Linked DNA regions of Mus musculus: region 2 is linked to region 1. The links are chromatin contacts, found by Hi-C in ENCODE. All regions are on one chromosome and are shown on one strand. Each heading gives the region's core, a stretch centred on a gene start or an enhancer-like site at or near the end of the contact. The rest is flanking DNA. Distances are from core to core; before and after follow the strand shown. Region 1 holds the start of U2surp (U2 snRNP-associated SURP domain containing). Region 2 holds the start of Dync1li1 (dynein cytoplasmic 1 light intermediate chain 1).

The links. Hi-C counts contacts between places; a loop is a spot of excess contacts on that map.
Region 2: a map of T-helper 17 cell shows a loop between it and region 1 (7-fold over the local background). The contact joins the promoter of Dync1li1 here to the promoter of U2surp in region 1. A Hi-C loop is called at or near these places in 1 of 37 maps with a recorded cell type or tissue (T-helper 17 cell).

What each region holds. Positions count from the first base shown.
Region 1 is chr9:95,508,729-95,516,255 of GRCm38, forward strand. It overlaps U2surp (U2 snRNP-associated SURP domain containing), which reads right to left and starts at 3,268. Exons shown (of 28, transcript NM_001357974.1): 1 at 3,089-3,268. The coding sequence starts at 3,133.
Region 2 is chr9:114,683,994-114,691,520 of GRCm38, forward strand. Dync1li1 (dynein cytoplasmic 1 light intermediate chain 1) reads left to right here and starts at 4,838. Exons shown (of 13, transcript NM_146229.2): 1 at 4,838-5,034; 2 at 5,216-5,289. The coding sequence starts at 4,889.

The DNA of each region.
Region 1 (7,527 bases), core at 2,018-4,517:
TCACACGCAACAAATAAAATACAGTATTTTAAAAAGGAGACAGGTACTGCCACTGCCACACAGTGAAATATAATCATTGTCTTCTAATCCTCACTTGTATGAACATGCAAACAAAGGTTAAAATAACAATATTTTTTCTTTTTTGTTTCTGTTTGTTTCTCAAGATGGGTTTCTTTGTGTGTAGTAGGCCTGGCTGTCCTGGAACTCAGATATCCACCTGCCTCTGCCTCTGCCTCTCCCTCTGTCCCCCAAGTGCTGGGATTAAAGGCATGGGCCTCCACTGCCTGGCAAAATAACACATTTTTGGTAAACTTATTTTTTTATATCTAGCAATATCTCAGGTTAACAACCATACGTTCTGTCTTACTGCTCTGAAACAAAGCTACAATATGGCTCCAAACCCCCTCCTGAAGCCATGAAATACTTTGCTTAGGAAATTTTATTTCTAAAATATGTGCTCAGTGTCTACCAGGAGATATTAAAAATGAAAAGTATAGAACAATTACATAAAATAAAAGGGACTTTGGAAGGGTGCCCCCCCATCAAGTCCCCTTAGCAAGAACTACATACACTGTGTACATCATGAAGTTAATTTTAAAGCTAAAAATAACTAGTGGTTTATGTATTTTGTAATTAAGAAACACTAATGGGGCCATGAGCATGACTCAGAGAATGCAGACATAGGCCACACAGCCTGAAGGCCTGAATTTGATCCTTAGAACCTAGCGTTGTCCTCTGTCACATCTACACTGCGGCATGAGGGTGCACATGTGTGCACACAGACATGCACACTTTTGTAAAAGATAGAGACTTCATCATGGTCAATGGTAAAAACCCTATATCTTGTACAAATATTCTTTCAATGTGTAGAAATGACTAATAAACACCTCTACCCAAATTGATGGAAATGTAACTACCATAGCAAGAGCATGAAACAGAAGTCTCTACTTACTTGATATACAGCACAGAATACAAGCCTGGAAATTCCAAATATTGTACTAAGGCCAAAATGATCTTATAATCTAATAATGTCTAGACTTACATTTGAAATTAAAAAAAAACAACAACAATTTGAGTGGTCATTATGATGGCCAACACTTAATAATCCAAATCAGTGCTTTCTAGTTCCTTAAAAAAAAGGGAGCTGGAAGCGGTTGGCACATGCCTGTAATCCCAACTCTGGGAAATACAAGGAAGGAGCAGCAGGATGCTGAAGGTTAAAGTTCAAGCCAGCCTGGGCTACGGGAGACCCAGCTCAAAAACCTAGTACGCAGGATGGGTGGATGATCTATATAGACTTAGAAACTGAAGTAAGATTTACTAACATTTACAGTAACTCCATCTTTCTATCAGCCCTATAAAAGAATTTTTTTCCTGTAATAAGATAAGAAAACCTGAGGCTGAAGAGATTAGGTATCGTATTTGTTTTCAAAACCTATAACCTCGCCATTCCATTACAACACTTTCCATTACATGGAAAAATCCTGGCAAAACTCTTGAGTATAAATATTCCCTTTTCAGACACGAGTAAGGAACCCTTTGGTGACATCTAAAGGACTATAAACTGACAAGTGTGAATGAAAAAAAAAAAATCCAACAAGCTACTTAATACTTAAAAACTACACAGAGTCCTGAGAAGTATTCTCTTAGAAAAAAGTCTGAACACATACTTTGAAAAGCTTTCAATCTACCCAGGCCTCATGCAGGAAATACTAAATGCTTTGAGAAGAATATCAAAACAAATTGTAACTATGGATGTGGGTACCTGTCCTGGTCACGGGTCTGAAAGGAGGAGTGGCATCATGAGGTACCCCTTCATTCACCTGCTCCCCCAGAAAGGGAAGGAGGGGAAAAACTACTGGAGAAAAAGGAAGCTGACTTACAGTAAAGGTCTGGTGTAAGGACAACCAGAACTGGGCCCTCCCATAGTTCTGAAGAATGTCTAGTAAGACCTTTACTACTTGCTAAGTAAATCTGGGGCAATCATTCAGCAAAATGGCAAAAATTTAAAAATTAACAAATAAATAAACGTCAGCCTTATTAGAAAGAGAGCAAGTTTGGTTTGTTTCTCAAACCAAACAGCAAATGCAAACAGATAATCATACACTTTACGTTCCGAGACTCTTTAAATGTTATCCAACTCCTTATCTCTGCATCTCAAGCCTCGCCACTGGTTTATGGCAGTACTTAGGCATCTTTAATACCGAGATGGGGACGAGAATCTCCAAGCAAAATAATCCAAAATAGATAAGTAAATAAATGGGATTAAACACGCTGGCCAAAATGGCAACTAACACCAATTGTTAACCCAACCTTACTAACGCTTAATTACAGTTCAACGGTTTCCCAAGCAATGCACAGGGCTCCCTATAAACTCACATGTAAGGGCATTTGGGCAATTTCCACGTCTACCGTAGTTTCCCTTTCCAATGGAAACCCCACATACTGCTTGAGACCCTGAGTCTGCGGCCCTCAAGAGGGATGTTGTTCACTTTTCACTTCCCGGGAAGTGGGAGGAAAATCACATGGGAAGTGTGGCTCTAACCCTGAGGCTCAGAGAGCGGCTCCCTCCGCACGTCCCAACCCCAGGCCCTCCACTGGCGGGTCTCTCGCACACCCTTGCAACCCGTCCAGCCTAATTTCCTGGACGGCAAGGAGAGAAACCGTGTAAGGCCAGGAACGAGTAAGAGCCAAAGTAAAGAAGGGAGGACGAGGGGGGAAGAAACAGGCATCTAAGACCGGGAACCTTCCCGCCTCTCCCAGCCTCTAGCCCGCAGCCTCCGAGAGCAGCAAGGGGTGATACAAGGACGCCGGACCACCTCGGAACCACTGCTCTGACCCACAAAGCCGAACGAGGTGACCAGCCCCGCTCGCCACCAGGCACGCTGGTGTGGGGCTGAATCCCAGTCGGGACGGACGCGCGCTCGGGCCTCTCAACCTGCGCACCTTGGTGCAGCGGTGCCAGGCCCACTGTGGCCAACAGGCCTCAGCCCCTCGCCCCAGGAAACCCTCGAAGGCCAGAGGCTTCTGTAGGCCCTCGACCACGGTGAGAGACCCCCCTGACTGACGGAGATCTCTAAGAAACTACCTTTGAACTGGCCTTCTGAGATCCGCCTGGCGTTTTGTCGGCCATCTTGAGCTTTGCTCCTCCTTCAGCGGAGGCAGCAGCGCGGGTGAGTCGAGCACCGAGAGAACAGATAGCAGCCGAGCGCGCCAGAAAGGCTGCCAGGCCGAATAGCCGAACGCCGAGACGGAGACCTCCGCGGCGCCGGGGCCGCGTGACTTCCGCGTCGAGGCGCTTTTACGCGCCCCGCCCACCCCGCTCGCCTTCCGGTGAATTGCGGCGCCCAGTCACGTCACGCGCCTGCGGAATTTAGGGACTCTCCTTGACCCGACTTTCAAGGCCAACTGATAATTCAGTCATTTTCCTCCCAGAGCCAACCGGCGTTAGATGCGAGCGGGTTCTACTTCCTGAGGGGGGAAGGAAGCTGCTCTTTTAAAGCAACTGCAGTAGCCACGTGAGCCGAGCGTCTCACCTCAGCTGATGAGGCAGTTCGTCGAGACACTTTGCCGCACGATCCCCCAGGGGGCACAGGCCTTGGTGGCAAGGCAAATTTGCAATCTGCTCACGTTAAAAAATGGTGAGCAGTGACTTCAGAGTTGAGAAAAAACAGGGAAATAGGATAAAAACTGTTTAGGACGTCGGAGCATGGTACCTGCATAGACTGGGCATGGAGTTGGGGAGGGATGGATCGTAATATAGACGCTGTTCTAAAACGAGCATGTTTATTGTTACTGTGCAGTACAGGCACGCCCTAGCAACTGTGGGGAGGTTAAAGGACAGTTTGAAGGAGTTGGTGGGATTTGGGGATCGAAATGAGGTTGGCAGGTTTGCTCAGCAAGTGCCTTTTTCCCTCTGAGACTTCTGGCTACCCGCACCTATTTCTTTGAAGCATAGTCGCAAAAGTTGTGTAGCAGAAGATAGCCTTGAACTGCTGATTTTCCCGCCTCAGGTCCTGGGAATTAGTCTTGGGCCACCATGTCTAAGCTTTTTGTTAATTGAAGGGAAGCGGGGAATGAGTAAGTTTGGTTTGATTTGGGTTTTTCCAGTTTGTCGGCATTCCACCCCTGGCTGTCCCTGTGCTGTAGACCAGGCTGACCTCAAACTCGGAGATCTGTCTCCCAAGTGCTGGGAGAAAACGTGTGTGCCATCACCTAGATTTCAGTTACAGATAAGGGTCAGACCTAGAGAAGAGGCTCAGAATTGGAGATGTGTGACAGGACCTGAGAATGGAAATAAATTCATTTGGGCTGGAGGGCACAGAACCGTATTATACTGTACTTTCATGCATAGCAACCGTTACTTTCTGATCGTTGGCTTCCTGTTACTACGGTTTCTATCTCTGGTACCTGGCTTATTTATACCTCATCGCCTACCACCAGATTTTATTGATATTTATTTATTTATTTATTTTGGTTTTTTCAAGACAGGGTTTCTCTGTGTAGTCCTGGCTGTCCTGGAACTCACTCTATAGACCAGGCTGGCCTCGAACTCAGAAATCTGCCTGCCTCTGCCTCCCAAGTGCTGGGATTAAAGGCGTGTGCCACTACCGCCCTGCTTATTGACCTTTTTAGAGAGTTCAGCAATGTAGCCTCCTAGACTAATGCTTCCCTGGTCGCTCCCCCACCCCCTTCACTATACCCCCATCAACCAAAAAATAAACTTCAACTTCTGTATGGTAAATGTACTTGCTTCTGTGACTCCGTCTCCTGAGCCTACTCCTACTCTCAGAGTTCATTCTTTCTTTCAGTTCCCTCCCCTACTGCTCCTTTCTTCAGTGTCAGTTATATACAGGGTTACTTTGCAATCTCCTTATTCCCAAGTTTTACACTGTACAGCCTTATGTCTGTCTCTGTAAGTCACAATACTGTGGAGGCTTTTATATATTAAAAACAGCAGGGTTCCAATAATAAATTCGGAACAGATTGTGAAACCTACTTTACAGCATTCATATCACAGCTTTATTTAAAATATTTGTATTTAGGGTTCTCTAGGGTCACAGAACTTATGAGTATTTTCTATATAGTAAGAGAATTTATTGATGACTTACAGTCTGTAGTCCAACTCCCCAACAGTGGTCAGCAGCAGCTGTGAATAGAAATCCAAGGATCTAGCAGTTGCTCAGTCCCACAAGGCAAGCGGGCGAAGAAGGATGAGCCCTCCTTCCAATGTCCTTATGTAGGTCTGCAGCAGAAGGTGTGGCCCACCTGGATCTGGGACTTGCCTTACTTAGTCTCCTGGGATTAAAGGCATATGTACTACCTTGCCTGGGCCTAAGCTTTTCATAGCCACTATGCCTCAAGATCAGGATCACAGGTGAGCCTTCTAGTTCTGGATTGTAGTTCATTCCAGATATAGTCAAATTGACAACCAGGAATAGCCACCACAATCCACCTCTTGTCAACTTGACACAAATAATATCTCATGTCCACATGACACAATAACAAGGTCATCAATACAACTAACATGATAAAACTATTCCTCATACAATCGCAAATGCATTTGTAAATTTACAATGGGGCAATGTCCCTTGGGAACATTCTTTTAGTATCTCAAATACCAGTTGATGTTAAAGAAATTGGAAGAAAGACAAATGTATTCTTAACAAAATAAAACAGAAGCATTCTTTATAATCCTTGTTTCAGGCCTTAGCTGGTATTTATAACTACTTCCTCTACCACCCATTCTGTATTTCCTCCACCCTAGGCAAGCACCTCAGCAGGTCTTGGCTCTTTTCCCGGAGGAGTGACTCATACCTTCATTCCTGATGGGTCTGTATTCTTTGTCATCCTGCTTGGATTATGCTGTTGTAGTTTCCCATTGACTTTAATCACAGGACATGGTAGTACTAAGAGATGCCCTAAGGAATCTCCTGCACTCCAGACATATTCCTGCCAGAAGCTCCAAACAGCATCTCTATCTGCCACCGACACCTCAAATACCATCGGGTCTGCTGGATCATATGGTCCAAGTGGTAGAGCAGCCTACACAGCAGCCTGGACCTGTTGGAAGAGCCTTCTGTTCCAGGCCCCACACAAAGCTAGCAGCTTTCAGAGTCACTTGGTAAATAGGCCTGATAACACACCCAAGTGAGGGGTGTGCTGTCTCCAGAATCCAAATAGACCCACTAAACATTGTGCTTCTTTCTTGGTGGTGGGAGGGGCCAGGTGCAATAACTTACCTTCCACCTTAGAAGGAATATCTCTGCATGCCCCACACCACTGGATTCCTAAGAATTTCACTGAGGTAGATGGTCCTTGAATTTTGGTTGGATTTATTTCCCATCCTCTGATACGCATGTGTTAACAATGAATCCAAAGTGGTTGCTTATTTCCTGCTCACTTGGTCCAATCAGCATGCTGTCATCAATATAGTTCACCAATTTGATATCTTGTGGAAGAGGCAAACGATCAAGATCCCTTCTAAGTTATGACACAGGGCAGGAGAGTTAATATATCCTTGAGGCAAAACTGTAAAGGTATACTAATGGTCTTGCCAACTGAAAGCAAATTGCTTCTGGTGGTCCTTATGGACAAGTACTGAGAAGAAGGCATTTGCTAGATCAATAGCCTCATACCAGGTGCCAGGAGATGTGTTAATTTGCTCAAGTAATGAAACTACATCTGGTACAACAGCTGCAGTTGGAGTTACTACCTGATTTAGTTTTCAATAATCAACTGTCATTCTCCATGATCCATCTGTCTTCTGCACTGGCCAGATAGGAGAGTTAAAGGGAGATGTGGGAACCACCATCCCTGCATCTTTCAAGTCTTTGATAGTGGCAGTAATTCTGCAATTCCTCCAGGAATACGATACTGTCTTTGATTCACTATTTTCTTTGGTAGAGGCAACTCTAAAGGCTTCCATTTAGCCTTTCCAACCATAAAAGCCTTCACTCTACAGGTCAGGGAACCAATGTGAAGATTCTGCTAATTTCTGAATATATCCCAATTATACATTCTGGAACTGGGAAAATGACCACAAGATTATGTTTAGGGACCTACTGGACCTACTGTGAGTCGGACATCAGTCAAAACTCCATTAATCACCTGTCCTCCATAAGCCCCTACTTTAACTGGAGGGCCACAATGTTTCTTGGGATCTCCTGAGGTCAGTGTCAGTTCAGAACCAGTATCCAATAGACCCCAAAAAGTCTGATTATTTCCTTTCCACCAGTGTACAGTTACCCTTTACAAGGTCATAGGTCCCTCTGGGAAAGAACTGGAAAAAGGCTAACAGCAAAACTTTTAGGTGTCTTATCAAGAGCCTTCCTCAGGGGAACCTGGCCACCCCTTCATTCAAGGGGTTCTGGGTCTGCAAACTGGCTCAAGTCTAGAAATTGATTCATTGGCCAAGATTGCCTTTTGCCACAATCCAAAAGCCTTTCTTTCATTTGTTTGAGAATGTTTCTGCTTATACAGATCAACCAGATATGAAGTAGGCTTCCTATCTATTTCATACCTGGA
Region 2 (7,527 bases), core at 3,588-6,087, about 19 Mb after region 1:
CTTCCTGACCTGCTTGAGTTCCAGTCCTGACTTCCTTTGGTGATGAACTGTGGGAAGCCACATGTGCCATTGCAGAGTGGCGCTGACTACTGCTGGCCACCACGCATAAGCTTGGACAAACAACCAATGTGTACATATGCAATAAAGTTTTTTGCAAAGACACTGCCTGGCCCAGGCATGATAATAAGGCTTTGAGAGTATAACCAATCAGATGTGAGACATGCAAATAAGGTATGATAATGAGGCTCTGTGAGGTACAGAGAGAGTAGCCAATCAGATGAGGAACATGCAAATAAGGCTTAGTGCATAACCAATCCGGGTGTGAGACACGCCTCTCCTAGGCCTATATAAGCAGCACCAGTTCTGGCTCAGGGTCTCTTTGCCTCTGCAATCAAGCTCTCCCAATTAACGTGTGCAGACAGATCCTGTTGCAGCGTTGTTCTTGCTGGTCGAGTCGGCGCAGGCAAGAATGAACAGCAATGTGGAAGTGTAAGCTGAATAAATCCTTTCCTCCCCAACTTGCTTCTTGGTCATGATGTTTGTGCAGGAATAGAAACCCTGACTAAGACAGTGCACTTTTGCATGGTACATGCTGTTACACCATGCAAAGGTAATGAATGGTACCTGAAACATCTCAGCTTAAATCTGAGACTATTTTACATCATAAACAAATTTTCTGATCTTTTAGGAACATAACACATTTATCACAGAACAAAAAACTTTAATATTTTTCTGCCATCACTCCTCATCACGTAAGCATCAAATTACTTTATCTTTGGATCGTAATGTGTTGAACTGTTTGATTTTTAAAATGTTGCTAACTAAAAAAAAAAAAAAAAATCATGGGGGCTGGTGAGATGGCTCAGCAGGTAAGAGCACCCCACTGCTCTTCCAAAGGTCCTGAGTTCAAATCCCAGCAACCACATGGTGGCTCACAACCATCCGTAACAAGATCTGACTTCCTCTTCTGGTGTGTCTGAAGACAGCTACAGTGTACTTACATATAATAAATAAATAAAACTTTAAAAAAAATTATTAAGTGTTAGCTTGAGAGATGACTCAGTGGTTGAGAGCACAAACTGTTCTTGCAGAGGATCTGAGTCTGATTGCCAGCACTCTATGGCTACTCACAAGGGCCTGTGGCTCCAGTTCCAGGTGAGCTGATGCAGTCTTCTGGCCTCCAAGGTTACCTGCGTGCACTTGGCATAGATACACTCTAATAAGTGCATGTGCACATACATATGTGCATGCCTGTGCATGCACACATGCAATCTTTTTTTTAAAAAAAATAATTAAAAGGGTCTGCAGAGATGACACATCAGTTAAGAGTACTGGCTGGTCTTGCTTGCGACTCAAGCATGTTTTCAACACCCACATGCTGGCTTACAACCATGTAAACCCCAGTCCTAGGTGATCCAATGCCTTCTGGCACCAGGCACTCATGTGTTGTAGATACATGCATACTGCAAACATTTATACACATAACATTTAAAAAATAAAATCTGCCAGGCATGGTGGCACATGCCTTTAATCCCAGCACTTGGGAGGCAGAGGCAGGCAGATTTCTGAGTTCGAGACCAGCCTGGTCTACAGAGTGAGTTCCAGGACAGCCAGGGCTATACAGAGAAACCCTGTCTTGAAAAAAAAAAAAAAAACAAACAAACCACCACCACTAACAATGACTCCCCCCCAAACAAAAACAAACACTAGAACCAGATGAAGACAAAAAGTCACACTACATAGAAAGCAGCCTGGTGGGGGCTAGAGAAATGGCTTAGCGGTTAAGAGCAATGACTGCTCTTCCGAAGGTCCTGAGTTCAAATCCAAGAAACCACATGGTGGCTCACAACTATCTGTAATGAGATCTGATGTCCTCTTCTGGTATGTCTGAAGACAGCTACAGTGTAGTTACATATAAATAAATAAATCTTTAAAAAAAAAGTTTAAAAAATGCAGCCTGGCACATGGTAGACATTTATAAGGAATAATTTTAATCAGGTATCTTAATAGAAGAATGCTATATATCAATAGTAAAAAAAAGTCACAGGAATTACAACTCCCCCCACTTTTTTTTTTTTTTTTAATTTTCTGTTTAGAAGTGAGGTCACATGTAGCCCAGGCTGCCCTTGAATTGACTGTGTATCTGCAGGTGACCTTGAACTTCCCAACCTCCTGCCTCCATCTCCCAAATGCTGGGCTTATAGGCCTATCCCACCACACCTGGTGTATTTGGTGCTGGGGATGGAACTCAGGACTTCATGCATTGTGTCCAGACACTCTACCAACTGAGGCAACTCCCCAGCACCATAGGAATACAACTTTGACCTCAGTTTGAGTCTTTAGTTAGCTTATCTGAAGGTCTGACACTATTATAAAAGTAAACACTTTTCAGACATAGCAAATCTGATATGGAAACCACAGCTCTGTGTATAAACGAAACTGAGAAAATGCTCAGAGGAAAGAAGATAAGTGAAGCAATAAACGGAGCAGAAACTGAACCGTCGCTCAAAGGGGCCGCAGCTCTTGGAGCTTTCCTTCGTGGCTGTAATGTGGGAGGCCATCACGGAAAAGCTAGGGTACATGGGAAATCTCTGGGTCCTTTCCTAATCACAATGACATTAATCTTAGCTGCAGGAAGTCATTATGACCACCTTTAGCAAGGGTTGGCCAGATATGGCTGGAAAGGTTAAGACAAACATTCATAAGTAAGTAGGTAAGGTGGTTTCCCCCTGTAGTGACCCCTGGAGAGGTCAGTCACTCAAGAGCATCAGCATTCACAGAGTCAGGGCCACCCTTAGCTCCTTGAGTCTCACATATCAGTAAAGTGGGCCGGAGAGGTGGCTCTGTAGGTAAAGGGCTTGCAGTTTGAGGGCCTGAGGGAAGAGGCCTAGAATCCAAGGTAAAGCCAGACAAGCAGTGTTTCTACATCAACTGAGAGGTGGATGCTCCAGGGTCAACTTGTGTGGTCCACGAAGTGACAAACCACAAATGGACCAACTCCAAGAGACCCCACCTCAAACAAGGGGGAAGGTGGGGACTGACACCCAACATTGTTTTCTTGAGAATGAACACACACACACACACACACATAAACACACAGACACACACACAGATATACAGACACACACATGCATAAATATACACATACACATGCATAAACACAAAGACACATGCATCAACACACAGACACACACAGATTAACAGGACTGCAGATATAGCTCAGCAATTAAGAGCACTTGCTTGGGCTGGAGAGATGGCTCAGCAGTTAAGAGAACCAACTGCTCTTCCAGAGGTCCTGAGTTCAATTCCCTGCAACTACATGGTGGCTCACAACCATCTGTAATGGGATATGATGTTCTCTTCTGGTGTGTCTGAAGACAGTGACAGTGTACTCATATAAACAAACAAACAAACAAACAAATAGAAGAGCACTTGCTCCTTTCCAGAGGACTTAGATTCAATTCCCAGCACCCACATGCTAGCTCTCAACCCAATCCACGTTCCAGGGAATTGATGCTCCCTTCGGGCCTCTACTGGCACCAGGGCATAGACATTCATGTGGTGCACAGACATACATCCAGGCAAAATACCTGTATACATAAAGTAATAAATATATCTTTGACAGAAGATTTAAAAATAAAAACAGTAATTACCACGCGCTGAACACTTATGATTTTCTGGGCACAGTTATAAATCTTTTATGTGAATCATCCCATTTAATCTTCCCTTTATCCCACATTACTAGGGTCTGAACTCGAGATTAGCGAGTGGACAAACCCTAGTAAATGCAGTGCCTGTAGCAAATGCAGCGCGGGGTTGTGGATTTTCTCGCTTGCATAGTAGCATCATCACTCGGGTCACGTGAACGAGCTCTCTTCAAAGTAAGGGGAAAAAATGTTCAAAAGTCAGACTATCTTCAGCAATTGTTCTTATGGGGCGCACGACAGCCTTAAAGCCATCGACTCTTTCTGGAAACAGGCCTTAGATTTTCCATTATATTTAGCTAATCAAGTTCTAGTAGAGAATTATCTGGGGTCTGGCTTAGGTTCTCCGTGCTTGTGTATTAACCATGGTAACGGAGAGCCGACTCCTGTAGGGAGTCTTTTCAGATCTCACAGGAATCTGAAACATCAGACATCAGACCAGAGGTGGGCATAGTGATGTGCACCGGTTCACCTGCCTCAGCACTTAGGACCCACAGGCAAGCAGATCGGTAAAGACTCTAGCCTGGGCTACGTGAGATTCCCATCAGAAAACAAACCAAAACACAAATCCATCAAGACCATTAATTTTCCAAGTGTTGCCAACATTTATGTCTCGCAGTCGCAAAGAGTCTGGAAGAACCGGCTCCAGATGTGGGTCCACCTTGAGGTACTCATCGTCCTTTTAGAATTTAAGGAGGAAAGAGCAGAAATCCAGGACCGGGGTAGTTAAGGCTGTTGAACCCCACTTGGCCCAACTGAAGGGTGGGCAGCGCTGGATATCCACGCCGGTCCCAGGTTACCGCCCCACTGAAAGGTGGGAAGCTGCTTCGCTTACTGACATGCCCGGCACGCCCGGCGGGCAACCGGGATGACGGGTGGTGCACTTTGGGCGGCGTTTCAGCTTGGAGACACAGGGAAAACCAGCATTACCACAGTCCAAGCAGAGAATCAGGCCGCGCATGCGCGACCCGGTCTGCTGCCGCGCATGTGCAGCAGCGCCCTGCTCCTTGGACAACCCCTCCCCAGACCCCGCCCTCAGGCTTGGTCCCCGCCCCCGCAGGCGCGGTCGGCTCCCGAGCCCGGAGCGTCCATATCCGGGTTCCGTCCGCCGCTGCTGCCGCCGCCGCCGCAGTCGCCGCTTCGTTCTTCCAGCCCTGTCAGGAGTGGTGTGATTCCCGACCAAGATGGCGGCCGTGGGGCGAGTCGGCTCGTTCGGTTCATCTCCACCCGGGCTAGCCTCGACCTACGCCAGCGGACCCCTAGCCAACGAGCTAGCGTCGGGCAGCGGCGGCCCCGCGGCGGGCGACGATGAGGACGGGCAGAACCTTTGGTAAGGACCGCACCCCTCTCCGGTCCCCCGCGGGTTATCTCCTCGCCAGGGCGGACGCCTCTGGGATCCCCGAGCCCCGCGGGAGCTGGGAGACGGGCGGGGCCTCCCGGGAGCTGGGCCCGGCGGTTCTCGTCCTCGGTCGGGCCCGGCCTTACTTAGCCTGCGCCTTGCTCCCTGTTAGGTCCTGCATCCTCAGCGAGGTCTCCACGCGCTCGCGCTCCAAGCTCCCGACCGGGAAGAACGTGCTGCTGCTGGGTAAGTGATATCCGATGTGGCCCGGGTGCACGGTCACATCCGTTCGCCCACTGCCTTTGTGCGGACACTCGGGCCCGGCTGCGCCCCGCCTCCCGGCTTGCTGCTGACAGCTGGGGGGACAAGGGGTCCCTGGTCCTTCCGGCCTGGACCCTCCGGTCTTTTCTCCTCCCTGGGATGTGGGGTGGCTCTGTCATCTCCTCTGGGAGAGACAGAATGAACATAACACCCGAGGCACTCCCAGTGGTCTGGGATTCTACCTAGAAAGACGGGGACAGTTTTTGACAGAGATTGGTAGCATGAGGGCTCTTGGTGAGAGCCCCAGCGCAAATGCATGCCATCAATATTTAATAGCAGACTCTTTTGTGTAATTGACAGGAGCCAGAGACTGGGTCGTGAGGAGTGTTATTTGAATCAGCGTTCTCCCGTTCTCCCAGTGCTGGGTGCTCGGGTTGCAGTTGCCTTTTTAACTGTCACCTAATAACTCTGAAATTTGTAAAGGGCAGTAGAACAGCGTTCTCATTTAGTGCCCTCAGCGGAATGGCTGGAATAAGGGAGACATGTCTCCCCTTTCTCTTAGGTTTTTTTTTTTTTTTTTTTTTAAATCTACTGGCTGCAAAGTGAGGATAAAGGACCCAGGGACAATAAACAATCCCACTTAACAGTTTTGCAGGTCTTTCCAGCTCTGGGAGGAATTCCAACCCCCACCTTTTCTTTTTACATGCAGGATATTGGAGTGTATAATAGGGTGACAGTAATATTTTACAACTTGGAAGTGGGTGTTTCGAGACTTCAGACTCTTTGATTTTAGCCAAAAGGCTGAGAAACTGTGCTTGAAGAGTTTTAGTTACCTGAGATTCTCCACGGGTGACAATGAATGAGTCGGTAGGAAGAAATGACTCATTCTCTATGACCCCACCACCACCAGTTACATGCACACACACACACACACACACACAAAACACAACACAACACATGCCTGTGCTTTGGGAAGCTGTGGTCAAGCTCGTTGAAAGCTTAGCATTGTGTCTTTTCCTGTGATTGAAAGCACCACGTGCAGATAGCCAGGACTGAGTACAAACATGTACAAACCACGCGGATCTGACGCAAGTCTGCTACTGTCCACAAACCTCGGTCCATTCATCTCTCAAAGGAGAGTTATGGAGAAACAGTCCCTACCTCCTGGAACTGTGGGAGAGCCAAATGGCTCACTGTAAAGCCAGGCCGCAGAGAATCCTGTGAGGGACCGGAGTGAATGAGAAAGCATTCCTGGGATGTCTTTAGCAAGTGAATTACCCCCTCCCCCCCCAGTTGAGTTGTGGCTCTGCCTGCTGCTCCCATTGCCCTGTGCCCAGTAAGCCTGTCTTCTTCCTTAAAAACAGAAAGGATTACTGCCCAAATACGCGGTATTGATGGGGCAGAAATAAAACAGGGCCCCAAAGCAACAAAACAAAAACCAGTTCCGGGACTGTTTGTAATTACTACTGTAGACAGGTTATTAATGTAGGTAGATTGTGTACTGATAAAGTGAACTTAAGACTGAATGACCCCCTTGGAGTAGATTATGTTTTCATTACTCTGTTAAATAGATTTCTTTACAAATTTCAGCAGTAAAAATTGGCAGTCTTTTACCTTTCTGGTGTTTTCTAGATCTTCTAATACTGGGTCAGTCTACAAGACTTGGTGTACAGAGGCCCCGCACTCCTAGGCTAGATTTTCTTCCGATGAACTTAATATTAATAGTTTAGAAAGTTCCATCTGGTGTCATTATATAAGCTTCAAGTGTCATGTTTTTCCTTCAGTACTATTAAGGTTTCCATGAGCCCTCTTTAGGTCTGGAAAAGGCTAATCATTGATTTTTTAAAAAAATACTGTTTATGCAAATGCAGTTACTTCCCCAAACTTCCTTTAAAGAATGCTTGGAGGCATTTAATTGTCAGGTGGTGTAGCAGTGTTCAGTCTGTGGTGGTAGAAGAAGGAAGGAACACACAGTGGTTATTACAGCTGTGAAGGAAGGAACACACAGTGGGTATTACAGCTGTGAAGGAAGGAGCACACAGTGGGTATTACAGCTGTCTTTGTCAGGAGGTTTAGAGTATCAGGCCAGGGAGATGCTTGGCTCTAAGATGTCACTCAGGAATGATAGTAGTGTTTTGTTGGAGTCTATATTCAAGATTTTATTTATTTGTTTTATATATATGATGAGTACACTGAAGCTGCCTTCAGACACACACCAGAAGA